Regions from separate parts of the Mus musculus genome. Here all the other regions are linked to region 3. Evidence: chromatin loops called from intact Hi-C (ENCODE). Cell type or tissue: heart. All regions are shown on one strand. Each heading gives the region's core, and the rest is flanking DNA. Links, peaks and the distances in the headings are about the cores only. Region 1 holds the start of Gm46375 (a long non-coding RNA gene). Region 2 overlaps Dicer1 (dicer 1, ribonuclease type III). Region 3 overlaps Gm40562 (a long non-coding RNA gene). Region 4 overlaps Syne3 (spectrin repeat containing, nuclear envelope family member 3). Region 5 has its middle 73 kb from the start of Gm10000. Region 6 has its middle 49 kb from the start of Gm31573.

Evidence for each region. Peaks named below come from ENCODE experiments on the same cell type or tissue, not always from the same donor. Only the 100,000 strongest peaks of a DNase experiment are listed, where the experiment ranks them.
Region 1: it touches region 3 in a loop (3-fold over the local background); 4 of 42 quality-filtered maps call a loop at or near these places.
Region 2: it touches region 3 in a loop (13-fold over the local background); 16 of 42 quality-filtered maps call a loop at or near these places.
Region 4: it touches region 3 in a loop (6-fold over the local background); 26 of 42 quality-filtered maps call a loop at or near these places.
Region 5: it touches region 3 in a loop (2.1-fold over the local background); 4 of 42 quality-filtered maps call a loop at or near these places.
Region 6: a loop joins it to region 3, with 2.0 times the contacts of the local background. A loop is called at or near these places in 2 of 42 quality-filtered maps.

The regions. Positions count from the first base shown.
Region 1 is chr12:105,022,549-105,027,479 of GRCm38, forward strand. Gm46375 (a long non-coding RNA gene) reads right to left here and starts at 4,208. Exons shown (of 2, transcript XR_003950255.1): 1 at 1-4,208. In heart, for the core only: a CTCF peak has its summit at 2,926 (motif pointing left); a DNase peak (open chromatin) is centred at 2,912.
Region 2 is chr12:104,697,664-104,702,594 of GRCm38, forward strand. Dicer1 (dicer 1, ribonuclease type III) reads right to left here. Exons shown (of 27, transcript NM_148948.2): 21 at 4,739-4,931; 22 at 2,702-2,857. Among named protein-coding and RNA genes, the nearest start is that of Gm31573, 37 kb to the left of the region's middle. In heart, for the core only: a CTCF peak has its summit at 2,183 (motif pointing left); no DNase peak of the experiment used is centred there.
Region 3 is chr12:104,438,201-104,443,131 of GRCm38, forward strand. It overlaps Gm40562 (a long non-coding RNA gene), which reads left to right. Exons shown (of 4, transcript XR_872954.2): 4 at 1,817-1,958. Among named protein-coding and RNA genes, the nearest start is that of Gm40562, 6.7 kb to the left of the region's middle. In heart, for the core only: a CTCF peak has its summit at 2,049 (motif pointing right); a DNase peak (open chromatin) is centred at 2,071; H3K27ac peaks cover 447 bases; H3K27me3 peaks cover 2,114 bases.
Region 4 is chr12:104,938,242-104,942,241 of GRCm38, forward strand. Syne3 (spectrin repeat containing, nuclear envelope family member 3) reads right to left here. Exons shown (of 19, transcript NM_001042699.2): 17 at 2,365-2,514; 18 at 1,341-1,379. Among named protein-coding and RNA genes, the nearest start is that of Syne3, 58 kb to the right of the region's middle. In heart, for the core only: no CTCF peak of the experiment used is centred there; DNase peaks (open chromatin) are centred at 1,670 and 2,400; H3K27me3 peaks cover 665 bases.
Region 5 is chr12:104,544,516-104,549,446 of GRCm38, forward strand. No RefSeq gene overlaps it. Among named protein-coding and RNA genes, the nearest start is that of Gm10000, 73 kb to the left of the region's middle. In heart, for the core only: a CTCF peak has its summit at 2,071 (motif pointing left); no DNase peak of the experiment used is centred there; H3K27me3 peaks cover 298 bases.
Region 6 is chr12:104,611,251-104,616,181 of GRCm38, forward strand. No RefSeq gene overlaps it. Among named protein-coding and RNA genes, the nearest start is that of Gm31573, 49 kb to the right of the region's middle. In heart, for the core only: a CTCF peak has its summit at 2,637; a DNase peak (open chromatin) is centred at 3,181; H3K4me3 peaks cover 381 bases; H3K27ac peaks cover 919 bases.

The sequences.
Region 1 (4,931 bases), core at 536-4,535, 580 kb after region 3:
AGCCAGGTCTGCCTCAGCCTCCCAAGTGCTGGGATTAAAGGCGTGCGCCACCACCGCCTGCCAGGTTTTTCTTCCCTCTTCCATGGAGACTCTCTTGAGTGGCAGCCTCAGTGTCATCCCCTGAGCTTTCTCTGGCCCCTTGAAGTGTTTCTGTCAGGTCCCCTCACCCTAGTTCCTGCCAGTTCTTAGTGACATTCTTGCATGTGTCATTGCACGACTGTGAGGTGTTCAGGACTGGACAGGGTAGTTTTCCTCCTAATGTCCTATCTAGCATGGCGGCAGGAGCTGTGAGTCTGGGACTTGAAGTGAGGGCCTTTTGCATGCAAAGCAGACGCCTCACCCCAGAACCCCAGGCACACAGGTGCTTTGTCTCTTTCTGTGGCATCTATGGTCAGCACCGGAACCTTTGCTGAGGAGCAGTTTGGTTTGCCACAGTTTCAGTTACCAGTGAGCAGCCAAGAGTTCAAGGCAAACTCCTCCTCAGCAGCTTGCAGCTGCTCGGCATCCAACTCGGCGTGCGGGGAAAGTGAATCATGCTTTGCTCAGTGTATCCACACCATATGCACTGCCTGCCTAGAGTATCCACACTATATGCGCTGCCCACCTAGAGTATCCACACGGTATGCACTGCCTGCCTAGAGTATCCACACGGTATGCGCTGCCCGCCTAGAGTGTCCACACGGTATGCGCTGCCCGCCTAGCGTATCCACACGGTATGTGTTGCCCGCCTAGCGTATCCACACGGTATGCGCTGCCCGCCTAGCGTATCCACACGGTATGCACTACCTGCCTAGAGTATCCACACGGTATGCGCTGCCCGCCTAGAGTATCCACACGGTATGCGCTGCCTGCCTAGAGTGTCCACACGGTATGCACTACCCGCCTAGAGTATCCACACGGTATGCACTACCCGCCTAGAGTATCCACACGGTATGCGCTGCCCGCCTAGAGTATCCACACGGTATGCGCTGCCCGCCTAGCGTATCCACACGGTATGCACTACCTGCCTAGAGTATCCACACGGTATGCGCTGCCCGCCTAGAGTATCCACACAGTATGCGCTGCCCGCCTAGAGTGTCCACACGGTATGCACTACCTGCCTAGAGTATCCACACGGTATGCACTACCTGCCTAGAGTATCCACACGGTATGCGCTGCCCGCCTAGAGTATCCACACGGTATGCGCTGCCCGCCTAGCGTATCCACACGGTATGCACTACCTGCCTAGAGTATCCACACGGTATGCGCTACCTGCCTAGAGTATCCACACGGTATGCGCTGCCCGCCTAGAGTATCCACACGGTATGCGCTGCCCGCCTAGAGTGTCCACACGGTATGCGCTGTCCGCCTAGCGTATCCACACGGTATGTGTTGCCCGCCTAGCGTATCCACACGGTATGCGCTGCCCGCCTAGAGTATCCACTGCCAGTCTAGAGTATTCACACGGTATGCGCTACCTGCCTGTGAGCCGGTTAGTGGCTATGCTGGTCTTCAGGTCTCCCGCTGGGTATGGCAACCCCTGTGTTTATGTCACCCTGTCTTACTTGTGTCCTCAGAGTCCCGGGGATGTTGGCAACTTGAATATGCCAAAGAGAAGCTGTAGAGTTCTTCCTGGAGAAGGCAGAAATGTGTGGAGGGACCACAGTGGTAGAACTATAGCTACAGTGTTGCTATCACGGTCTTGTTGCTATTATTGTTGCTACTGTTCTTCCTTCAGTTCATTTATAAGTTGACTTTAATCACAGGTAACACATGGATGTAAAAACATAGTATGTATACAGGATTCAGTTCTATTTGTGGTCTCAGGCATCCTCTGGGAGAGGGGTACTATATTTTGAGTTTCATACTTTGAGACTTGTAGAGGCACTGTCCTGAATTATTTACGGTGTTTCCTGTCCCTTATGTTAGAATTATGTACTGAGCAGACCCTACAGGCCAGGAACAGTGTGAAGGCACCAGGCTACACAACCATTTCTGCCTGGGAACCCACAGGGGAATGGGCGAAGCATAGGAAATACATAGGAGGAGAACACACATTTCTGAGAAGAGAGGGCCAAGCAGCCATCGAGGGTCATGCTCATGTTCTTTAGTGCCTGCGACTGTGTGGGATTGGTGCTGGACTGCTCAGGCTGATGGTGGTCTCTATATCTCTTAGTGGGTGGGTCTCCATCACGTCTACTATTGTCTCAACAAACCTGCTGTGGTTCAGTTAGGAAAAGGACTCCATGCGGGCAGCACTCAGTCCCTCACACCTGATGACCGGTATCCCAAGGTACTGACCACGGACTGCAGGAGGGCTGTCTACAAAACTGTTCCTCCGGCATTGTGAGGGAACCAAGCATCCATCCTCTTGAAATGTGTTTGCTCATTCATATTTTTTTTTTGAAGCAGGTCTCTAGTCAGCCCAGGCAGACCAGTACCCCAGGATCCTCCTCGTTTATACCCAATGCTTCCAGAATGTTCTTTTCTGCTTCGTTTTGGTTGAGGGGAGTGGAGGTGAGGATGGCAGGGGTCTCACCTACTTCAGGCTGGCTGGAACTCAGTATATAACCAAGGATGACCTTGAATTCTCATCTTTCTGCCTCCACCGCCTGAGTGCTGGGATTACAGGCATTCACCATCACACCCCATGTCCTGCAGTGTTGGGAACTGAATTCAGAAATTCCTGCTTGCTAAGTAAACATTCTACCAACCGAGCCTCGTGTACCCCTTTTAGTATCTCAGACTATCTGTCAACTTTTAAGTCTCCCAATGACCCCGTTATATATGCCATTTTGTGACTCTAATAGAAAGCACGTGAGTTAACTACTCCATAGGATAGGTTCTGGCACTAGGGGAAAGCACAAATCTGGGCCACTTACCGATTCCCAGACTACATTATCAGCAGGGCTCCAGCTTCTGTAGATGACAAGCTAGTGCCCCCTGCTGGCCTTACAGGATAAGACAGGAGACTCACTAAAATGCTCAGTTCTTCCTCCCCCCACTCCCACCTCTTGAAATGAAGACTCTTAATTTTTTTTTTTTTCCACAAGAAACAATTTCTTCAAGAGAATTCTTCTTATTAAAGCCGGGGGTAGTCCTGCACACCTTTAATGGTAGAACTCAGGAGGCTGCTGCAGGAGGATCACAATGAGTTACAGGTCAGTTCCAAGGCGCTTGAGGGCGTGTGTGTGTGGGACACACACACACACACACACACACACACACAGAGGAGACTGACAGGATCTTATCTGCTTCCCTAGATAGCCTAGCACTCGTATGAATTATCTCAGGGCAGCAGCTGTGCTGTGTGAAGGCAGATGTGCGGATGGATGGGAGGGTCAGAGTAGAACTAACTCACACAACCATGGCTTCACAAAAAAGTCACAGGAAGGCTGGGCTCAGTCCACCTAGGCACCTAGAGAAGAAGGCACCCACTCACCCACAAGTGCTAACTTCACCCTGAGACAATAAAGGTTCCCAACTTGCCAGTGAGGCCTTTGCAAAAAAAAAAAAAAAAGCTTACTTTGCATTTTTGAAAAGCAGAATAGTTTTTTTGTGTGTTTAAATTAAAATCCTTTGGAATTTTGTATCTACCAGCTACACTTTCAAAAATACAGCATTCAGAGTTAACAAGTGTTATCCTTCTGGGTAAACAGTCAGAAAAAGAGCCAGTTTTAAAGACCCTTTTCCTAATCGTCTTCTGAAAGGGAGAATGGGAAGTTCCACCTCCCCATCTCTAGCCCAGGCCGCCCTGGCGGAACCCTGCGGTAACTGCTTTCTTGGCGACGGGAGTCCTGTGTGCAGTGGACTCTCGTGATAGTGATGGTTTGAAAGCATGAAATTATCCAGCCTCAATGGTTTGGGAAATGCTGAGTGAAATTCTGACTCAGCAGGAGTCAGAGGCCGTCACTCCTCAGAAGAGAACACGTGTTCTTGTGGCTGAGACTATCAGAGGGGCCCTTGGCCCCGTGATACTGACTGGCTCCTTGTTTTTGTGGTCTAGGCATCTCCTCACAAGTCTTTGGGAGGTAATGAGTGACAGAAACTATCTGCTGTTAAAAGCCAAATCCAACCCCAGACAGCAAAACAGCACTGCATATTAAACAGGCGGTAGGGGAGAAGGATTTGTGGGGTCAGCTTGCTCCTTCCCCTGTGTGCGACCTGGTGGTGGAACTCAGGTCACCAAGCTTGGTTGCAGGCCCTTTAGCCACTGAGCCATTGTGCTCACTTAATTCTTGTACCATTTAATTCATATATAATAGTATATACATATACATGTATATATGAATTATATATATAGATACATACATATATGTATATATTTGTTATATATATATATGTATATATGAATTAATTCATATAGAGAGAGTTTAATGTGTTTTAATAGCAAACTTATAGGAAAAGCAGAGGACAGACAATATTAAAAACTTGTACACAGGGCAACTCAGAAGGTATAGTGAATGGATGAACTCTACTGGATGATAAAAATGTCACAAACACCATTTAGTTTCTGTCAATATAAATTTACTTATGTTTTAAAAATCCGAATGCTGGCATTGTTCAGAAAAATCTAACAGGTTTATTTAAAATTGTTATAAAGTTGAACTGTTGAAAACGTGTTCACTGAAACATTTTGCTTGCATTAATGCTTTACATCTTGAATTTATATTAAAAGCTCACACATGAATGTGGAGAAGCTACCAATACCTGATTCTGTCCCCTATGTTTCCACCCCCCAATCATATACTTGGGTACCTTTGATCCCATGGAAAAATTATCTAACATTCAGAACTACTGATAACAGGAAGAAGAGGAAAAAAATTTTTTATTTTGAGAATGAAATTTTTCCTCTCATAGAGTACTTTTTTTAACCTATTCTTTTTTAAAAAAATGATTTATTTATTTATGTATATGAATACACTGTTGCTGTCTTCGGACACACCAGAAGA
Region 2 (4,931 bases), core at 430-4,429, 260 kb after region 3:
AGGGCATTATAACAGTTTCTCTCTCTACTTCCACTTCAAATCAAAAAACATTTGCTCCAATGTAAAACTAAACTGCTTTGCTTAAAAACTAAAAACTAAACAAGCCCATTGAAAGAGGATATGAATTTGGGAAATTATTCTTTCGCCCTCTGTTCAGAGCTGTGGTACTCAGGCCAACAGGTCATAGCAGGCTGACAAAACAGAAGAAAAATTAGACTAAAATGGAACAAAACAATCCCATTTCTGTCAAAATCTTTGCTAAATCCAATTTCTTTGACAAAAGCTGTTTGTGAGTGACAACTTTAATAATGGGCTATGATTCAGCAGTGACCTCATCTTCTGCAATGCTAAGATACCACCCAATCTCTGCAATGCCATAAAGTCACACACAGCGCCACCACCCTACTTGAGGGCAAATGCAGGACTGTAAACTTCAACTTTGAATGGAACAACTTTCCAGGGAATTGTGACAAAACGCTTTCAAACTATTTTCCATGTGACTTTAAAACAAGCATACATCTCAGTTTAAACCAGACTCACAAAAGATAGAAACTCTGTATTTGCCTGAAAGAAAAATAGCTTTGAGTCTAGCCATGTAACCACATGCAATCACTAAAAAAATAAACCAAAAAAAAATATTTTTTTTTGAAAAATAAAAAACACTAAACATCAACAGGGGCCCAAGGGATGGCTCAGAGATTAAGAATACTGGCTGCTCTTGGCAGGCGATCTGGGTTCAGTTCCCAGCACCAACATGGCAGTTTATAACCAACTCTAATGAGGGTTGCAGGTGATCCAACTCCCTCTTCTGGCCTCTACAGGCACCAGTATCTACAAGGTGAATAGACACCTTGTACAGACCAAGTACCCAGCTATCAGCAAACCTCAAGAAACTATCCCATTTTTCCAAGATAACATGAAAGACTTTAACTAATGTCTGTTTCTGTTTGTTTTGTTTGAGACAGGATCTAACTGTGTAGCCTTGGGTGGCCTGGAACTCACTATGTAAAACCAGGTTGGCCTTGAACTCTGAGACCCACCTACCTCTGTATCCCAAGTGATGGGAAAAGCATGTGCCACCACATCAGCTTTATTATTTAGGTCTTAAGACAAGATGGGCCAACTTGACATTATTTAGCCTGAGGTTGTAAACTGCAGAGTTCCTGCATAAATCATGCCCTGTAACATGGTGCTGTCACCCAGTGATCCTGCGCTGTCTTCTACATCCCTGGCACTGTGCAGACTCTTCATTTTCACAAGGAGTTATACTTCAAAGATGCTCTCCAAAACACAAAAGGCATTTGAAAAGTGTGTGTGTGTGTGTGTGTGTGTGTGTGTGTGTGTGTGTATCTCTTGATAGTACAGTCTACTGTTCTCACTCTCTCTCCTAGGAGGCATTCAGAGACTGAGCTGTGACCCAGGGGCAGAAGGAACTGGAAGGACCTTGCGTCCATAACCACTCCGACTCTGGGACTCCCTAGTGATTATGTGTACGGCACCAGATGAAAGTCTGAGAGTGTGTGCTAGGAACGAAGGACTGAGTCAGCAGAAAAGGACAGAAAACACAAGTCCACGCTGTAACATGTAACGCAGGAATGCCCTGGCATGTCACTGCTACCTAAAGGATCAAATATTAGACAGAAGAGGAGGCCTGCTGGCCTGTTTTTAGTAAAAATGAAGTACTTTTTCTAAGGTTCAAATTCTTCACTTTTCTAAGTGTGTGTGAGTGTGTGCATCATGTATTCGAGAGTGTGTGTATGTGTGTGTGTTATAAATTAATAGCAAATGCCATCCTCAGACTTAATTTGCATTAAAATGCTCTTAATGTTTTCCAGCTAAGTTGCATTTCTGTGATAAGTCAAATCCTACGTGAGTTATAAATAAACTCAGCAAGCAGGCCTACATCAGAGCAGGCCTCAGAGACCCACCACCTACAGACACTTAGGACTCATTGAGACAGAAATGTCAGAAACAAGGCATGGGAAGATACTAGTCACAAACCTGTAACAGAAACGGCATTATCATTAAAGCCTGAAGTAAAAATGAAATAATGCGAGCCCATTTGTCATCAATACAAAATAAATCTGGCAAGCGAGACGCCTGAACAGATGAGAACTTCAAAGAAGTACAAGACAACTGACCCCCAGCCACAAGCTGGGAGTCCAGGCCTCCGGGCTGCCCCCTGGTGGCTTGAGGACAAGACAAAGGAAGCTGTAGCTACTAAAGAGAATTCTCCAGTCTGTGGCCCGGTTTAAAGTCTTTATAGTAGTACACTGCAACCTTCCCATACAGCGGCGGCGAGCTGTCGTCAGGTTGGCAAGAGGAAATAGTTCCAAGCTAGCACTGCCCAAGCTAGTCTGTGCTGAACTGAATTCTTCCAGACACAGCCTGGAGATCACAGGTCACTGCAGAGTCACTCCAGCAAATGGCTAAGGCTACACTGTAACATGAGAGGGAAGGAATCTGAGAGGGCTCTGATTTTATTTCTAAGTGGAAACATAACAGAAGTTTATGCCTCTGGAATGGGGAGGGGAGGTAAGAGAAATCACACTGCACCAAAACCAACACTATTTCTGAAGTCACAGACGGCCTGCCAACACATGAAATATCTACTACATGGCAAACGTACAGCAGAAAGAAAACAACAAAAAACAACATTCTTCAGTCAACACAAACAAAAAGCTCCATGCTGAGAGCTTACCATTTCATCCTTTTCCCACTTCTCTGAGTTACTTTTGTCTTGGTTTACCACATAACCAGGAGGAAGCCAATTCACAGGAGGATCGAATATCGACACCACCATGCGGCTGGGCAGTCCCTTCTTCTTGCCAAGGCGATACAGGTTACAGTTGCTGACCTTCGGCAGAAAAGAGTCACAAACACTTACCCATACATGGCCATGGCTGGGAGATACAGTGTGCCAATACATTTTTGCCAGTGTTTTTGTATTGCACGATGGTCAGCAGTTATAAGGACTACACAGTTAAAATAACAACTCTAGATTTCCAAGTACTAGACAGCCTTCCACGTCAAATATTTGATCCAAAATGGAATCCACAAAAACCTAATGTATATAAACTCCTCTCCTCATAAATAAGTCAAAGAAAGAGTTCAATTTCAAAGTTTTAAATCACAGACTGACAATATGAAATTCAAGATGACAAGTGAGGCTGGGAGCAGTTGTCAAGACCATGGAACTCAAGATGTCATGATATTCTCAGTGAGAAAAGGGATGAATATGTTGTAAGGTGAGAACCATCACCATACAAAACAATTGTTATCTCTTGAGTCTAAGCATCAATAATGTGACACCAACCCTCTCACTCTCAAATATTGCTCTTTGTGTGGTGGATAGCATTCAGCACTGGAGTAAAAGGTGCTAAAGAACAGCTGCTGCGCAGGACACCACCTAGGTGGCTTTACTATCCTCCTTCCAGTCCTTTTGCCTTTCCTAATGGCTCTACCATGACCCTAATTTACTTAAAACCTGACATTTCTGTCTAGTTCTCACTTGGAGACTAGCAGCTATCACCATTAATCTCATTCCCTGTTTCTAAAACCTTACTGGAATACTTCAGGAGCCCTTTCCATGTAACTCAGATGCTACTTAGCCAGCATCTGGTACCCACAATCAGCACTGGCCACAGTCTGGTAGAAAGCGTGCAAAGAGACAGAGAAACGGTCCTTGCAATGTAGCAGGCTGTGTTTGAAACTACCACGAGTCAACACACCTCTCAGCTGTCTACCATGGAACCAATATACATAAATGTTGGTTTCCTTTTCCATGACATGTGAGAGCATCCCAAGAGGAAGACAGCAATAGGAGGAAAATATTCTAAGTCAAGAGAAAAGCTCAGTGGAACAGAAAGGCTACAACTAAGGACTTGTTGTGAGGCACAATTCCAGCAGCAGTTGGCAATGAGGACAATCCCAGGGAGGGCTAGCTTGAGCAAAGACACAGGGAAGGTTAGCTTGAAGCAAAGACACAGGCTGTCCAGAGAGCATGGAGCTTGTGTTAAGACTGGCAAGCTGGAGTTCAGGCAGGGTCTGTCTGGAAGAAGATGCTGAACCCACCTGATACCAGGCAGAGGAAACAATAAATATTTCTGCAGGAAATGAAGTGAAAAGGGTCTGAACAGACGAATGGATGAAATTTTGAGATGTTAAAGTAGTATCTTTCCTGCTTAATAGGGTCTGGTATTCTTATTTCACATGTCTCCACTGACTGATCTTCGTCTAGTAAGCAGCCCTGACAGCCTCCTCAATGTCTTCCTCCTAACCTTGCTGCCGCCACTACCCACCATGTCCACGATGTCACAGTTGTCGTGGCCTGTCTTAAGAACACTGGGAAGGCAGCCAGCAGGTGAGGCCTCTAGTCTCAGACATACTCCCCTAAATACCTGGGACTAGTGAACGACCTGGGACTAGTGAACAACCCGGTACAAGCTAATCCCACTGTCTGGGCATCAGTTTTTTCATCTGCAAAATGGTTCCTCATTTGCACAAAGGTTTATTTTAAACTGCACTTTTCCCAGTAAGAGAAGGTCAGCCCGAAGCCTGGCTGTACCACTGGTGCCCTCACGTCACTACTGGGCAATGCCTCCATGGGCTTCACTGGCCCTAATGAACTCGAATGAGTAGCAGCTGCACCGACTCACGGAGAATTCCCCATGGGTAACTTGGCCTGTTTTCAGGCACACTGAAGAAGCAACAGCCCAGAACGAGAATCGTGCCTTACCTTTTTGCTTCTCATATATGAAAGGCGGCCTTCATGAGCATCAGGGTACGTGCAAAACAGATATGTGGTGATAGCATGCTTTAAAAAGGAGTCGCCAAGCATCTCAAGCCGCTCCAGGTTAAACCCATCACTGGCATTTGACAGTGTCAAAGCCTGGAGAATCAGTCCCGGATTGGGGCCAAGAGTCCTTGAG
Region 3 (4,931 bases), core at 486-4,485:
AAGGGAAGGAACAACCAATCTCATATTAGTAGGTCTTGAACATACAACAGTTGGCAAGACAGGACATAGATGACAGGAAAGAGTGCCAGGCTGTGGATGTTGGAAGGATGGTTACTCTATAGTCCCAGTTACACCCAATCACCAGATCACCCACCCCACCCAGACCCAGTCCAAGTCATTAATTCTGCTTATAACTTTAGACACCGATGAGGGTTGGGGCACAATAGTAGGGCACTTGCTTGGCAGAGACCCACATCCAACCGCTTTTCAACCTGATCCAGTTAGCCTCTCAAACCTTCCCATATATTCTGCCTTGAAGCCCACTGCAGGAACCTCTGGTCTATGAGACCTGTGGCCAGCAGACACCTATGACAGCAAACAAGTTCAGGATGCAGAGACTTCCTCCTCCACACTGAGGTGGCTCCAAATGCCCAAATGGTAAAAGCAAGACAAGAGGTACCCTCCCATCATCACTGCTGAGGCAGGGGGTAGGCGGTGTTCATAGATCCAGCCACCCAGCCCTTGCCAACAGTGGCAGCTGCCACATGGCTGTACCAGCAGCCAGCCCTCTCCAGATTCTACGCCCAGATCCCTAAGGACTTCCTAATTTTCGTTCTCCCACACCCTGTCCCTAGCAGCTAGCATGGGAGCCCTGAAAGGATACTTGACATTAAGTTGTTCTTTGGCACCCAGAGCCTGCTTGCTAGAGCCTTTGGGGGGAGGGGTAACGATGCACCTGCAGGAAATGCCCTCGAGTGGGTGGGAAGCACTCAGCCTGGACATCCAATGGGCAAAGCCACCATCTCTCTGCAGCACAGCAAGCCAGGCCCTGTAACCCGCGATGATTGAGAAGACAGCTGCCTGGACTGAATTTGTCTTCACACGAATGACATTTCAAAATGCATATTCTCAGTGTTTTTTTGAGTAAAGAGTCAGAGGCATGGAGCTTGAACTCCGGTCCACATGCTTGCAGGGAAAGCACTTTACCAGCGAGGCCATCTCCCCAGCCCTAGATAAAGAACAATTTAAGATGGCAAATCTGTCTGACTGTACATACTGAAGCACGGTAAATTCATTTTAAATTGCAGAGAGTGCCCGTAACCCACTCCCATGGATTTACCCACTCTGGGGTTACTTTCTTTACATTTCATTGAAGGACACTCAAAGCTACAGAAAAGTCATAGACTAAGTGCACATCGCCTCCCTGAGCCCTTGCATGAAGGTACAGCCCCTCTCTAGATGGAGCCCCAGACTGAGCGCCACAGACCTCCACAGTGACTGTGCCCTTCCCATCGCACAGACTGCTGCCCCCCACCCCACCCCATCCCCATCACCACGGGGAAATGTCACTTGTCCTGGAATCTCATATCTGCCTTGATTCATCCTCCAATTTAGCAGCTGTGAGATCCCACCGCACCACGGCTTGGGTTGCAGCTTCTTCATTGCATTCTAGAATTGTCTCAGAGTGGATGTGGTGGGCTCCCACCCAGCAAGAGACCCTGTCTTGAGGCAATAAGGCAAAGTGATAGGAGAAGGCATCCTGCTCTGGTTCCTGTGTGTGTGCACATGGGTGCACAGCATATACAGTATACTCTCAAATAGATAGATAGATAGATAGATAGATAGATAGATAGAATGTATATTATGTTATATATTATATATTGTTATATATTATATATTTGATGGAATCTTAGCTTTGCACTAGCCTTGTTTAATGTCATGCAGTAGGCATTTAAAAATAAAACAACATTACATTCCTGTCCTACTCATAAAGGCTCTATAAGACCAATGCTGGCTTTTCTTTCCCACTTTATAGATGGAAAAACTGAGGCTTAAAGGAAAGCAGTGAAGCTAAAACTCAATTGTTGGTTCTGCTCATGAAAGAGCCTCGGTGTGAGGAAGGAAATAGCCCAGGATGGAAACAGCACCCAAGGAAGCCTCTCGGGAAGGAGACAGCGAAAGTCTAAGCTGCTCTGAGGCTTGGCTTGAACCAATGAATACCCAGAGCCCGGGATTTTAAAAGGTGCTTTCCCGCTTTGGGCCACTAGGCGGCGACAGAGCAGCGTCCAGAGGCGCCTGCGAGTTGCGCTGGATCAGCCAGCAGCAGCCTGGAGACAAACCAGGCCTGTGAGCAGGATTTTAGGGAAAGACAAGGTAGGAGCAGGCTCTGGCGAAGGATCAGAAACTTTTCAAAGACCGGCTCCCTTGTGCCTCCGAGTCTTGAGCATTCTAAATCACCTGAGCCCCCCGAGTGTCCCTGACCTCATTCGTAGGCCAGGAAAGACAGATGGGAAGAGGAAAGCAGGATCAGACAACAGGAGAAAGGGCGGGTGCTCCCCCCACGCTGCTCCCCTCCACAAACAAAGAGGCATCCAGAAGAAGCCAGATCCCCGGTCTTCCGCCTGCACCTTCCTGCCCAGCCCCTCTGACCAGGGACATTTTCCAGAGTCACTAGAGTCCCCTGTGAGACACAGGAATGAAATGTGCAGCTTGCCTTTCTTAGACGCGTTTATGCTTAGGGTCTCAGGAAGACACTAAAAGGGCTTTGAGACAACAGCCTCGGGATGTCAAGGGCACTTGAGGGACTCGGACAGCACACCTGTGATCCCAGACATGGAGATCAAGTTCAAGGCCAACCTTGCCTGCATAGCGTGCTCCAGGCCACTCTAAGCATGAGACGCTCACAAGTTTTTTCTCTGCCCTCTGCCCTCCACACCTTGAGAATCTTCAACCTCACGTGAGCAGCTGGCTTAAGACCCAATGGCACGGCCACCTTTCTGTAGCTCTGTCTGAGCACCAGACTGGTAATTCCTGAAAACTGGTCACTTAGCATCCCCAGAATCCTCCTGCATGTGCCAAGCGTGGTCTAGCTCTCCAGCTCTGGAGACGCAGAACTTGAGTTTATGGTTGTCTTTTGCTATGTAGTGAGTTCAAGGGCAGTGTGGGCTATGTGTGACCCTTTCCCCAAAACAAGACAAAGAAAAAGGAGTGATAACAACTCATTCTAAATATAAATAAATTCCAGATGAAGCCAATGTTCATGTGTGTATGCTAAAAAGCCTTAAAACGGTTTTTTTTTGGGGGGGGGGTGGCTGGAGAGATGTCTCAGTGGTTAAGAGTACTGGCTGCTCTTCCAGATGTCCTGAGTTCGATTCCCAGCAACCACATGGTGGCTCACAGCCATCTGTAATGCGATCTGATGCCTTCTTCTGGTGTGTCTGAAGATAACTACAGTATACTCATATAAATAAAATAAAATAAAATAAAATAAAGACAAACAAAACCTACAACATGCTTACATATAACTCCAAAATGGCAAAGTCCTCTCTCCAAGGATATATTACTCAAACAGCTAAGAATTGCTAACTTCTCATACATTGTGTGTGCATATGCATTTGTGTGTATCTCATATGTGCATGCCTGTGTGTGGAGGTCAGAGAACAACTTCCACCCCTGTTTGTTTGTTTTGTTTTGTTTTGTTTTGTTTTGTTTTTTAGATGGTCTTGCTGTGTATCTCTGGCTGTCCTGGAAGTTGCTGGTCTCAGAGTTCTACCCTTTTCTACCTCCCCAGTGCTGGGATTAAAGGTATGTGTCACCATACCTGGCTCAGCTGTCATTCTGTGCATACCCTTTACTTTGTTCTTGCTTTTGAAGCAGGGTCTCTCACTGGCCTGGAACCCATCAAGCGAGTAGCCTGGCTGGCCAAGGAGTCTCTGCTTCCCTGGTGCTGGGATAACAAATAAGAGTACCACACCTGGCATCTGTACAGATTCTAAGGATCGAACTCAGCTGTCCATGCTTACAAAGCAAACCTTTGGTGACTGAGCCACCTCACCATCCCTTCAGGACACACTTACAAACTGAACTGGGAAAGCGATGGCAAGGTCAGCCAGCGAATAGGGAAAGAATTAGCAATTTACGCCAGGGATAAAGAAATATTCCCTTGATAGTGAAAGAGCACACACACACACACACACACACACGGGTTGCAAGCTGACTATGGTGGTATATGTCTATGTCCCAGGCCTTAACAGACTGAGACAAGAAGGTCTGATAAGATCAGGACTACATAACAACCCTGTCAGAAAAGAAAAGAAAAGAAAAGAAAAGAAAAGAAAAGAAAAGAAAAAAGAAAAGACAGGACAGGACAGGACAGGACAGGACAGGACAGGACAGGACAGGACAGGACAGGACAGGACAGGACAGGACAGGACAGGACAGGACAGGACAGGACAGGACAGGACAGGACAGGACAGGACAGGACAGGACAGGACAGGACAGGACAGGACAGGACAGGACAGGACAGGACAGGACAGGACAGGACAGGACAGGACAGGACAGGACAGGACAGGACAGGACAGGACAGGACAGGACAGGACAGGACAGGACAGGACAGGACAGGACAGGACAGGACAGGACAGGACAGGACAGGACAGGACAGGACAGGACAGGACAGGACAGGACAGGACAGGACAGGACAGGACAGGACAGGACAGGACAGGACAGGACAGGACAGGACAGGACAGGAGAGGAGAGGAGAGGAGAGAAGAGAAGAGAAGAGAAGAGAAGAGAAGAGAAGAGAAGAGAAGAGAAGAGAAGAGAAGAGAAGAGAAAAATAAAGTAGGTTCATATGTGGGTTCAAATCTCAGGCTTACCAGCTATGCTCTGTGTGTCCTTACCCAAGTTACTTGACCACTCTGGGCCTTTAATTCCTTATCTGTTAAAAAAAAAAAAATCTGGTCTCACTGGGTTGATATAAAGATGAATCCATGAAGACTTTCAGCATAACCATTGTCAGTACATTGGTTTTCCTGCCTGCCCTACACTAGGCCACCTTGGCAGGGTGTAGCCAGATGGGTCTCCATAAGGATTCTATTCCTTCTTTGGCCTCAGACCTTGCATGACTTAAGTTCAGGTCAACACTAGCGGAT
Region 4 (4,000 bases), core at 1-4,000, 500 kb after region 3:
CCACACCAGGGATGCTGACTCTGGGGCACGAGGGATCTGAAGTGACGCCGGGTCCTTTGAACCAGACTGTGCTGTGGACTCACGTTATTAGGGTCAACGTTTGGCAAGAAAACAGTGGTAACACTGGGGACAGCAAGGGACAGGATTGGGGAGACCCTCCGAGCCCCAGGGAGGCCTCCAAGGCACCCTGTGAGACAGCAAAGCATTAGGTGCTGAGGCTGATGCCAGTTAGCAGTCACATGCTGCTGGGCACATCTTGTCTCCATGATGTTCCCTCCACGGGCTTAGAGCTGGGTTAAGGAAGCTATTCCTTGTGAGTGGCAGAGTGCATGGAGATGCCCAGCCACGACTGTCCTGGCTTGAGTTGCAGATGTCCCCACAGAATCGTGGTTTGGACAGCTCGACCCCTAGGTGGCTGTCCCTATTAGGGGAGGTTACAGAGACTATGAGAGTTGGAGCCTAGCTGGCTGAAGCTTATGCCCAGGTCTCAGTACTCAATTTCCCCCTCTCCCCCTTCCTCCCCACCCCTTCTCTCTCTTTCCCTCCCCTTCTCCCAGCCTCTCCCTCTCCCTTCATTGCTAGTTGGTCAGGAAGTGAGCGGGCAGCCATCCTCTGCCACAGGCAGAGCAACGACTTACTGCCCAAGCCCATGCATGAGTCTAAGGATCATGGGTGCATTCTCTAAAACCCGGAGCACCTTAAACAGCACTGCAAAAAGAACTGAGGCCACTGAGCACCAGTCCTGACACCCAGATCCTAGGCTGTGTCATCTGGTGTGACACCTGGTGTCACCTTAGGGGTGCCACCTAGAGGGCAGGAACTGGCACTGTTCTCGCTTTCGCCGTGACCAGTACGGGAAGAGCCAAAGTGTTTCAGTGGACAGCAGTGGGCACAGCCTGTCTGGCAGAGCAAAGGACTCCACCACCCTTTCTAATGAGTCCCCTGGGGCCAAAAAGGCCACAAGATCTATTTGCCTGGGATAGTCCAGGCTCCTGGGCCAGTCCTGGTTTACATCTGCTGTCACAGGTATAATCAGTGCAGCATTCAGTCTCTCTCCAGAGTGTCCCGAGGCCTGGATGACAAATCCAGGGTCCTTCTCAGTCTCACGTCAAGGCTAAGTCATCTACACACACTTCAATCCCTCCCTGAGCCTGGGGCTTCCTGAGAACACACACCTCGGGGGCCCAGCCCATTACAGACCAAAGCTGATTCTCCATCTGTGATCTCCAGCTCTCCGGGAACATTCTAGAAAACCCAGACACCCTGCGCCAGAGTCACAGGCTCCAAGCCTTGCACATTCTCTGCCCTCTAGCTGTGTGGAACAGATGGCAGACACGTACCTTCTGGAATGCAGTCAGCTCCCCCGGAGAACTCTCGGTCTGTTATTTTAGGGAAAGGAGAAGAAATGGGGTTTAAAAAAAAAAAAAGTCAGCTAGGCGCGTAAAACTTAAACCCCAGCAGAACCCCCGTAACAGAATATTCATTCTGTCAGGGGAGTATTTTGTTCAAACTGCTGGTCATCTGGACAGCCTGCACCAGCAGGGGATCCCATTTAATGAGCTTTTTAACACACTTCAGGTCCAGGTGGCACTGTCTGGATGGCCTTGGCCAGGGCTCGGAATGTGGTCGATATGGCCTGGGCTGAGCTGACACCTAGTGGCCAACCTGGCAATTGCAGAGCCAAAAAAGCCTGGCTTGCCTCAAGCTGTGGCTGAAAAGTGGGGTCCAGGGAGCCACCCTACCCGCTCCTTCCTGGACCCAGGACACTTAACTTCTTTGTCTCGCTTTGGTCACCAGACCCTCTCCTACACGGGCAAGTTAGGAGGTCATGGTCTTTAACAAAGGCTATCATTATCTTAACCAATGGTTTTCGTAGGGACAGGAGGTCCAGGAGATAAAAGGGCTAGCCAGGAAGAGAGGAGCCGAGGCTCAGGATTCAGCTCCATATGGCATCCCCATGGCAACACCACGCCCCAGTGAAGGGCTATGTGGCCCTTCTAGCCTTGGGGTTAGGAGTGGGACTCAGCTATTCCCCCTGGAGTCTGGGATGCAGCTATTCCAGCAGAAGGTGGTTCTAGGATCAAATGGGAAATGATGTAAAACTATAACACAGAGGGAGCAAGACATCTTTATGTACTAAGCAGGAGTCACTGCCCTTAGTCATAGACTCCAGCCTCCCTGGGAGGTAAGATGGATAAATAATATTACAAGAACCTGAGAGCCAAGAGTGTTCCTCTCCTCCTTTAAGCAGCCACCGTGGCCTGATAATATGGACACGCAGGAATGAACATGCATAGATGCAATTCTGTCTCCCCGAGACATGGTTGCCTCCTGGGACCCCCAACCTTTGGCCCCAGCACCTACCAGCAGGTGGCCAGAGTCCTTGAGCTTGGACTTGTACAGCATCCACCGGTAGCGCAGATCTTCCAGCTCGTTGGAGGGGTCCCTTGCCGGCCTGAGACGAAGCAGGTTCTCAAAGAGGTGCTGGCCTTCTGGGATTCGGGCCTCCAGCTCCTGAGAGAGAAGGTGGCATCATGCCACAGATGCCCAGTGGCTCAAGAACCCCACCTGGCTGATAAGGATGCCAATCAAGGGCCCCATGAAGCATGCTGGGAGATGTGGGCAGGGCCAGTAATATGAGATTCTCATCCATGCAAGTTTTTTAAAAAGGGTTTTTAGGGATGGAGAGATGGCTCAATGGTTAAAAATTATGGCTGTTCTTTTAGAAAACCTGAGTTCAGTACTCAGCACCCAAATATTGATTCATAACTATTTTTAACTTTAGTTCCAAAGACTCTGATGTCCTCTTCTGGTCTCCAAAGGCACCAGGCACAGATGTAGCACATAAGGGCACAGACATTCATGCAGATAAAACACTCATACACATAAAATATTCTTTTTAAAAATGGGCCCTAGACGTATTTATTTTATATGCACGAGCATTTGCCTGCCTATATCTATGTGCATCATGAGTGTGCACGAGCATTTGCCTGCCTATATCTATGTGCATCATGAATGTGCACGAGCATTTGCCTGCCTATATCTATGTGCATCATGAGTGTGCACGAGCATTTGCCTGCCTATATCTATGTGCATCATGAGTGTGCCTGATACCTACAGAACTGGAGTTGTGGATGGTTCTGAGCCACCATGTGCATGCTGGGAAGGAAACGCAGGTCCTCTCCAAGAGCAACAAAAGTTCTCGACTACAGAGCCATCTTTCCAGCCTTGCATCCAGAATGTCAGAGAACTCCCAACAGGCAGAAGAATGGCAGTGAGGCTGTTACTCCCAACACTGACAAACTGGGATCACAAAAGGTTTGTCACAGTGGTCACCATGATAAAATAATGATCACTGAGAGATGACACTGCTGGCATTTGAGACTGCCAGCATTGTTGCTCAGTCACGTAAGCTTTATCTGTCTAAGAAGACCACGGCTTTCCCCTAGGGTGACATTTCCTCCTCCCGGGAGTCCTGACAGATGCTGTGATGTGGGGATCAGGGGTCCACAGGTTGGAGCGTAAGCTTCAATCCCAGCTTTGGACCCTGGCTAAGCTACTCAGAACCCACCCCCGTGTGGGATGGACTGGAGGTCATTTGATATGACTGGAATAGAGGGTGGGGAGTGGGTGGGTGGACTTGCTGGTGATGTGCGGCTCCCTCCGTAGGATAAGCCATTCACTGAGAACATTTAAAGCCAGCAATGGACTACCAAACAGGGGCAGCGAGTAAGGACAGAGTAAGGGGTGGAGTCACAGCCTCCACGGCAGAGCACTTGCCTAGTGTGTCGGAAGCCCTGGGCTCAATCCAAACCACCACAAACCAAGTAAAGGCCCCACAGAAGCCCCAGACATGGACGAGGCCTGAGAAGGGAGGCCTCTGTCCAGATCTCCTTTTGCTCTTAGGATTTTTGACAACCTAGGGGGAATAACACCAGCTTTGAAGCTGATGTGTTTCTGCAGCCTCACAAGGATGAGGCAGCGAAAGCCAAAGCCTGGC
Region 5 (4,931 bases), core at 401-4,400, 110 kb after region 3:
ATGTCTGCTATAGCTGCTTCTCTGATGCTTCAGCTGAAAAACAGAGATCCGATTTTCTCAGCATGGATGAGAAACTCTCCCTAAACGGTAAAGCCAGAGTTTGCAGACGCTCATGTCCTGGTCAGGAATATAAGGTGACACTTGTCAACGTAGATCCAGATGCTCTGTTGGCATGGAGTGGTGGAACTGTGTGTGTGCATGTGCGTGTGCATGTGCGTGCGGGAGCGTGCTCTCTAGCACATACACACACACATGTAAAAACTGGGACCAAAAAGTGACAAGGAAAACACCCCAGGCACCCTACACACTTGTGGTCAATCTGAGATTCCAATCTGTCTGTCTCTTGGAAGTCATTGTAGGCACCACTTAATGTCCCAGGGATCCTGAAAATGCTGAAGAGCCACCTAGAGGAAACATGTTCCCAGGTCCCTGGTGTCCTCTGTCTGTTCTTCCTGCTAGTGGGCACCTCCAGCTGGCCTCACAGGCTACTTGCCATGGTAGCCTTTGTCAGTGAGGGGAGTTGGTGTGGCCCCTAGTGCTGGCTGATGCTGGGAAGCCTTCTCTGCCTCCACTTCACTCTGGCTGTCCTTTCTGTTTCTCCTGAAGGATCTTGGGAATATGGGGAGTAGAGAGACTCCCAGGGGAGTGGTGGGTACTTGCCTCCTCCCTGCCTAGCTCTAGGCTGGGCATACAATGATAGTTAGCTTTTGGGTAACCTATACAGAACCCTAATCCCAGCACTAGGGAAGAGGGGTCCCACAAATACAGAGGAATGCAGTTCCAGGAGGAGAAGGCAGGGCTCCCAATGGAGCTAGGATGTGAGCACCATTTGACAGCTAAGAAACATCACTAGCTGCTTTAGAGGATCACGGTGGGGCACAGTCAGTGAGGTACCTTCCAGTCGCCAGGATTTGAGCAGCAGCAGAGAACTTGGTTCATGACTGGAAAACCCACAGAGCCAGGAAGGGTGGAGGCCCGGTCTTAGCTTGGCCTCTTTGTTGCCTGAGCACCCTCGGCAAAATCACACCGCCTTTCTAACCTTCAGTTTCTCCTTCCATGAAACAGAGATGACCACATTTGCCTCAGAGGCACTACAAGGCTTGCAGGCTATGGCAAAGGTCAGACGCAAAGTAGATGCTCAGTAATACAGCTGTGACTGAGCTAGACTCTTTTTTTCTTTGAGGCTGGGAATCTTCCCAGGCCCCAGGAAAACTCCAGACTGCCTGCAGGGGGGGAAAGGGTCCAGCACCTCCTCTATAGCCTGCACTGGGGGCTTTGCTTACCTTTCTGAAAATTAAATTAAAACTCAACAGTAGTACTATTGTAGCTTTAATATCCACTGCTGACAGGATGGAATTAGCTACTTTTTTTTTTTGGAGGGGGGCTTGGGTTTTTATTTCTTGCTCCAACTTTCCTTCTTCCCCAAGGGGGTGTAAACGGTTGTCTAATCTGTCCTGAGGGCATTCAGCCACTCTTAAGTAGGAGAGAAGGGTGGTGTTGGTCCCGTGAGGACCAAGGATCGCACAGTGACATTGGGTGGAAGGGGCCTTGTGTTGATCTTCATTGTGGGCCGAGTTGGCCAACAGGGCTCCAGAGCACAGAGAATCAGCGCAGAATTATCGCTAAGCCCCGGATCGCTGCACTCATTACAGGTAACCGGAGCCCGGCTGGCCTGAGTGCAGCTCTAAGCTCCACTAAGACGGGACGCGCTCGGGAAGAATACGCCATATGTAATTTAATAAGCCTGGAAAGCAGCCTGCATTCTTTTTTGTCTTTGGCCCAAAAGAGAGGTAATTCCTGACGCAGCCACAGCGGTGGGATGTGCCCGCTGGAGAGGAAGGCCAAGCTGGGTGGACAAGGGAGGCTTGTGGATGTGGAGGTTGGCTGGAGGCTGGGATTAGCTTGCACCTCTCCGCTCCCCCATCAAGGCCTCCGGGAGTCCTTCAGGACCCTTCATAAGCTCCACTTGCATTGAGGAAAGGGTACCATTGTCCAGGGTAGTGAAGCCTTGCATGCCACAGGACATGGTAAATAGTTAAGAGAAGGTTTTAGCCCTACACTGCCCCCTTCAGGTCACCTCTATAAAGCATCCCATTGCCTACTTTTGGCGACCCCATTGTGCCAATCCTTCCCATGGAAGCCACTCTCTGCAGGATGTTCCCCTCTTCTGCAGTTTGCCCTGCCTGGCTTCCTTGCTCAGCTCCTTCTCCACCTTTCTGCACTGCAAATGTCCCTAAGCTCTGCTCAGCCTAGCTCACCTTCGAGCCTGACCTTCACAAGTTCACTGGTGGGCATCCTGTGCTCCAGCCAGGCTAGGACCCTACCCACACCCACTCACCAGGATGCCCCAGCCCAGAAATAATTTTAGATGACACTGCGAGTCTTAGAATTCGCAGGGCGGTTGATTCTGCCATTTGGAGAAGGGGACGGGTGTTAGGCGCTCAGGATCTGAGCCCAATGATTCACTCAAGTGGCTACTACTCTGAGTAGGGAGCCAAACTCTGAGTCCAGGTGGGTGGTACCCTTAAGGCCATGATGACCGACGGAGCTATACCCTTCTTTCCCACATGTGACCTTCATTGGGGTCAGGACCTAAAAGGTGCAATTAAGGTTAAATGGGGTCATGGAGTTGGATCCTGACTCAATGAGAGTGTTGTCCTTAGAAGGAGCTAGGGCATAGATACACAGAGGGACGTGGATGTGAACACAGAGGGGGAAGCACCCTCTACAGGCCTCGAATTAAACCCGGGAGAACCAATCCTACCAAACCCGTGATCTTTGTGATCTTTGAGTTACAGCCTCCAGCTTCCCAAGCAAGTGATGCCTGATACTTCAAGCTAAAGTTGCCCTACGAACCTGCAGAGATGCCTCCCGAAGAGGTCAGAGGCCAAATCACTGGCACTTGACACATTTTGATCCTGATATTTTCAGCATTCTTCAAACTGTTTTTTGAGTGCATAAGTTAGGCAAAATCCTGCAAACCAGCAATATAGCCCCCAAGCCTGCTCGGCTCTGACTCCTATCCCTAGAGGGAGGGTGTCTCATCGCACTCAGTGCAGGGTACCAAGTAAACAGCAGGTGCTATCTAAAGGCTGATGCTGTCTTCCCCACTGTGGGTCTAGCTCACTGGATGCCGGTGCACTTGGGTGGTCCTGAGGACAGAAGACAGTTCTCTGGAGTATCCTGACTGAGACAAAGCAGTGGAGAAAGAGGTGGTGACTCACTCACCACATTCTTCCCTCCAGCATCTAATGAGAACACACTCTGGCCTGGAATTCTAGGGGCTTGTGGGATGGGGGGAGGTCCCAGCCTACAGCTGAAGCCCAAGAGCTCCCCTGATCTGATCCACACGGGGGCAGCCTGGCCAACCAAGGCTACTCCTTTGGGATACCTGGAACATGTGTGTGTGTATGTGTGTGTGTGTGTGTGTGTGTGTGTGTGTGTGTGTGTGTGTGTGTAAGGTCTAAGTTGAGTCTCATCCAAGAAAAGTAGACAGAGGTGGGAAGGCTTCTGTGATCTGTAAGGAAAGGAGAGAAGAGAGCAGTCACATAGGAGAGGGAGGAAGCCTGCCTGGAGAATCCGGAGAGGCCTCAAAGAATAGAATAGCCTCCCTTCTAATTAGCCTGGAGCAGGGAGTGAGGCCTGACCATGTACTTGGCTCTATTTCACAGCCTTCTGTGCACCCAGCAGGCTCCTTGGCTTGTGGGGGGCCTGAGACTGGAGCTTTGTGACCTTGGTCGAGTCTCCTCCCCTCTGAACCTCCAATAGAGACAGGGAAGCAGATGATGCCGTCATTAACTACGTCTGTGGGTTGATGAGCTTTGCGGGAGGTCATATAAGGACCTTCAAGGCACACAGGACAGATGACCCACTGAGCAGTGAAAGTAACCAAGTGGTCAGCTGTGGGTAGGCTCTCTATAGAGGAGACACACACCTTCCTTAAGCCTGCTAAAAGCCTATCAGTCCACAGCCTAAGCCCAGCTTTGCTGGAGCCCTGCATATGTGTGGCTCTGTAAATACCAGACGCACCAGGGTCCCCCCCTTGCTGGCCCTCACCATGGTAGCTGAGATGGATAAGGACAACACAGCCTCAGACTGCAGAGTTAGGCAGCTTCCAGTAGTGCTGTCTTGATGCTGTGGTTGTCACCAGCTGTAACCAAATCTGAGAGGGGCTGGAACACTAATACCTTCCACAGCAGTGTGTCCTGGGCAGACCTGGCCAGTGCATCACCACCCTGGCCCAAGTCACAGAAGGTTCCCAACCACATTAGCTTGGCTAGCTTCACAAAGATGACTCACCGGTAGGAGTCTGCCCAATGACATCAGCCTGTTTCCCAGGAAAGACCCTCCCCCAGCACACCTCAAGTCATGAAAGGGTGACAGTGAGGGACTGTGGCCCACACTAGCAGTGTCCCGCTGAGATAGGCATAAGTGAGCTGGAACTGTGAACCATTTCTGTTACAACAGCATTTGTTCAAGTGCTTGCTCATCATCAAAGGTGGCTTGCACACCAGTCACAGGGCACAGCCCCTGAGGGCCACAATCTGGAGAGATGACTCTATGGGCACATGTGTCACAGCTTATGCCACGAGTGCCATGGGGACACCTGGGAGCAGATGAATGGCATCTAGAACTAGCTACATGTCTGGTGAGACAAGGGCAGAGTGGCCAGCCAGTTTATATGGCTTGAGCAATCCCCACCCGAGGGATTAGCCTCGGGTGAGATTAGCCTGAGAATCAGAAGCCAAGTGGCACAAACAGGAGGAAGGACAAGAGATCCAGTCCCTATTCTTGGAGTGGCTCCTTCTTACCAGCTATGGAAGTTGGAGAAGAGAGGGAAGGGCTAGAAGGAATGGCTCAGCCTGTCCTGGCTGCACCAGGGAGGTCTGGCTCTCAAAGGAGGATGGAAGGGAGGTGCGTTAGGGACTCTC
Region 6 (4,931 bases), core at 529-4,528, 170 kb after region 3:
GTGTCTTCTAAAATACCCAGTGCTGTCATTGTCTCTCTAGCAATAGATGCACTGCTTCTGAAGAAGGTTATTGTCACATAAGAGAGATGGCCCTGGTTTTCAAAAGATCCCCTTTTGAAAACTGTGAGCTCTCTCTCTCTCTCTCTCTCTCTCTCTGTGTGTGTGTGTGTGTATGTGTGTGTGTGTGTGTGTATATACACTCAGTGTATACCCACTTAGTAGAAAAGGCTAAGAGACAACATTCCAAACTGGTAACACCTCTGCAATAGTTCCTCTTCTGTCATTCTGATAAAATCCCCTGACAAAAAAGACAGAAAGAACTTACTTTGTCTTACAGTTCCTGAGGGAACTGCCATGCCTTCCACCACAGCAGGGAAGATAGAGCAGCAGGAGCAAGAAGCTGGCTGATCACAATTCCTCCACACATAAGACATAGAGAGAAGTAACAGGAAGTAAAGCAAAAGTCTGACACACACACACACACACACACACACACACACTGTGAGGTGCTTCTTCCAGCAAGGCTCTACCTCCTAGATGTAGAGGAATCTTAAACCACCAACACAGCTGCTCTGGCAAGGGATCACATGCAAAAAAAAAAAAAAAAAAAAAAAAACCTTCTAGGTCTGTATGATCTGGCTGGAATGCAGACACACTCTGGATTACAGTATGGTCTGGCTGGAATACACATACACCCTTAATATATACCTTTAATCACTAACAATGAAAGTAAAATTAGTTTATAAAAGGAAGCAGGCATGTTTGAAAGTGACATCTAACTGAGGGGCAGACAAAGTGATGAATTAGAGAAAGATTTGACAGAATGAGTCAGGAGATGAGATACATCCAGGTCTCACAAGAACAGCACAGGAAAGAGAGGCTGCTTAGAAGAACAGAGAGGGGAGGACGGTGTAGGGCAGATTTTACATGGACAGTCTGACAGAGACAGGTCATGAATGAATAAGGTAGACACAGGTAAAGACACAGAGAGCCAGAGTATGAGAAGGAGCCAGAAGATTAGAACATCTTCTCAAAGTTAGTATGAGGCCAAGCAGATCAATTGAGTGAGAAGCCAAGAGAAGCCAGATTGAATCAGTCAGCATGGAGAGGTTTTGAAAGGCTAGAACAGCTGAGTTGAATCAGCCAGCCAGGGTTCAGAAAGAACTAGAAAGGGTGAGTTTATTCAGCAGTAAGCCTCCGCGATAACAATTATATCTGGCCAATAAAAGATACTTTTATAATAAAGGTTCCATAAACTTTCCTAAACAGTGCCACCAGCAAGCAGGGGTGGGGGGGGGGTGCGGCAAGTGTTCAAACACATGGGTCTATGGGGTGGGGTGCACATCTCATATCAAACCTCAACAACCACTTACGGCAGGGCAATAGCATTAAATGGGCTCTTCTGCCTGCTTGATTTTTTAGACATTTCTGTATTTTACCAGCATCCCTAGGGCATTCGTTACTTTCTGATTACGACAAAAGCAAACATAGGAAGGAAGAGTTTATTTGGGCTCATAGTTTGAGCGTAGAGCTCATCACGGTGGGAAGCCATGCTGGCGGAATGTGAGGCAGCTTCCCACCTGGCATATGTAGTCAGAGTAAGAGAAGGATGCTGCGGCTCTGCTCACTTCCTACTTCTTATTCCATCTAGAACCTCAACCCAAGGGACGGTGCTACCCACATTCAAGCTGAGTCTTCCTACCTTAGTTAAGCCTCTGGAAAGCACCCTCACAGACACACCAGAATTGTGTCTCCCAGGTGAGTCTGAATCCAGCCAAGCTGACAGTGAAGAGGGCCCACCACATTTAGAGAATGTACAACTTTGCATGCAGAGTGTGTGTGTTCAGTAACGACTAACCACTAATAGCATCATAATGACCAAGCCTACATAGCATCCTTCCACACTCCCCCAAGCTACAGGAAAGGGTGTATGGTCTCTCTAGCAAGAACTGCAGGCATGCACCTTCAGTTCACTCCATCTCGCCCTCCTAGAGAAACACCTCATCCCCAAGGCCTGAAGCACTTCCCTTCCATACATTATTAATGTCAAAAGTGGGTAACAGGGACACGCTTTCCTCAGACATGATGAGAGAGAGGCAAGTTTCACAAGGACCAGGCACAGAGCACAGGAGGAATGTAGGCTGTGAAATGTGGAAGGCAACGTGCCCTGAAACACCAGGATCTGCTGTGCGTGGTCACAGAGCAAAGCACAACACAGTTGCCCCAAGCAACACAGCTTGGTATTCACAGTTCTACACTTGGTATTCACAGTTCTACAGGGATCTTGGCAGGACTCAGCTGGGCCACTTTGCCACTCCTACAGGTCTCCATTGGGATCACCAGTCTCTGAGATGTTCCTGTGTGAAGCACCAAGCCCTCTTCCACATGGTGTTCCCTTCCCTCCCCTCCCATCTCTAGCTGGGCTCTTGTTTATAACCCAGTGTCTTGGCACCCTTAGGCTCCTCCCAGGTCCTGCCCAGTGTCATTTCTGCCATCTTCCACTGATCAGAGCAGGCTAGACCAAGAAAAGGGGTATCATACATCTTCCTGAGGACAAAATAGTACCATACGGACTAGAGGGAGTGACTGCAGATGATGTCCTAAAGACATGCGCATCCTCAGCAGCGCCATCTGCTTGTGGTGGGAAAACATCTTTCTCCTGCTCCCAGCAAAGCTTCATACCCTGCCGCTCAGAAGTGAGGAGACCCAACCTACACCAGGGGCCATACTCTTGAGAGGCATCCTTCTAGCTGTTCCAGAGAGTATGTCCCCAGTGACAGACTTCCCCCAGCAAGGCTTCACCTCCTGAAGTTTCTCCTGGAAAGCTGGACACATTCTTCTCACCCTCTTGTCATTTAGCATGCATCCACCCTCGCTGTCCTCGCTGAGGTCCTCAGATTCTGTTTCTCACCTGTAGAACAGACTCTATAGTGTCTGTTCCCTGTGTTACTTATGGGAATCCAATGAAACAAGATGCCTGGCAGGGTGAAGGAACAGAGGCAGGAGGGGATGTATGTGTCAAGCTTGCTAGAACCAGGAGATTCTGGACCAGACCTCTGGAAAGAAAAGCAGAGCTGAACTTTCAACGTGCTCCTTAAGGCAACAGGGTGGCCATGTGACTCAGGTCCCGTCAATCATAGAACCTCCTCCCTCTGGGTGCAATGACTGGCTCAAGAGAAGCCACGTGACTGAAGAATAGCCAACCAGGGTCCCACTCTGGGATTTCTGAGTCTGTTGCTGGGGAGAAGTACCCTTTCTTCTTGAGTATAAGGAGTGGAGCCGATGTGAGGGCTATCTGCTACCAAGAGACATTAAAAGAGGGCTTACGTGAGAAAGGAAGCCTGAGAAAGAGATATGAAGAGAGGAACGGAAAGAGAGTGCGTGCTGCGTGCGTGCTTGTGTGTGGTGGAGCGGTCGCAGCTTCAGTCCTGGGACTCATCATGTCCCCAGCCACAGCACCTTTGAGCCCATTTCTGCTCAAGCCAGTGTGACCTGAGAACGCAGCAGATGCCAAAGAAAGTCCGGTCTAGTGACTGGAGACAGATCCAGAAGGAAGATCCAGACGGAGAGGCAGGAGGAAGGAGGAAAGAGAAATGCAGCCAGAATCCACTGTCCCTGGATCACTGGTACTTGTCATCGGTGTCACAGCACAAACCCAACCTCGCCTCTTCCTGTCACCCTGTCCAGGACATGCACATGTGTGCCTTAGGAGACAAGAACCCGGTGGCTCATTATAGAATTATCAGAGGAAGCGGGAAGTAAACGGGCCAGTGCAGGCAGACTGGTCAGTACAAATTCCATGGTCTTCCAGGCGTGTTCTGGAGGTGCATGAACACTGGTGGTCTCAAGCTCTTTCATCAGCCCTTCAACTGGTAATTACGCCCGGATAATCGCTGTGGGGTTACCTAGCTTAAAGATGCAGGCCTCAGACTGGTGCCTGCAACCCTCCAATCTCTCGCTTTGATCTCTTTCTCTTTCTTCTTAGCCAGTTTAAAGGCTACTTGCGTGCCCCACAGGAGCAAAGCAAAGGGGGTACTGTGAGCATGCAAGCATCCTGTGCCCAACTTGGAGCTAAGACGTGGTTTCCAGAAGAGAGTGGGGGCAGCTGGGAAGGCGTTGCTCCACCCTGGTGCTGACGGGGTGACTGGAATCAGGAAAGGCCTGATGTTCTCTAAATCTTTCAATGCACAATGTACTAGGTAGGGCACTCAAGGGACAGATCAACGGGTTGAATCTACATTAGAAAAGAGATTTATTGGCTTATATGATAGAAGCTGGGTAGTCCAGTGATGGCTGCTGCAAACTGAGAACCCAGTTGCTGCTCAGTTTGTGAAGGCTGTTGCTTCAGCAGCCTCAACCGGGTGTTGAGAACCTGGGAGCTCCCTGTAGAGTCACTAATATCACTAATATCAAGTGTCTGATGTCTGCAGAGGGTGGGCACTCTGGCACAGGAAAAAGCAATGGCGGGCAAGCATGCTGCATTATCCTTGGATGCGGCCTGTGTACTTTAAGGGCACATCACACATTTCTCTCTGTTAAGCCTCCCTGGAAAGAGTTTCTCAGAGACACCATCACCCTGTACTTTATGTCATGTGCAAGTATGTGTGTGTGTGTGTGTGTGTGTGTATGCAGGCTAGTGGTCAACATTGGGTGGCTTCCACTCCTCTCTACCATATTTGTTTTCAACAGAGTCTCTCACTCATTGGCTAGACTAGCTGTCCAGCAAACCTGCAGGGGTCCTCTCCAGATGAAGGAGTTGTGTGCTGCCACACCCAGACTTTCATGTGAATTCTGGGAAACTCAACTCTGGTCCTCATGCGGTCCGGCAAGCACTCTACCAAATGAACCAGGTCCCTAGACTCCTAACTTGGCTTCTTAAGAACACACAGTTCCCAGCAAGCCTTCTGAGTCATAGGCAGTCACTTTGTACT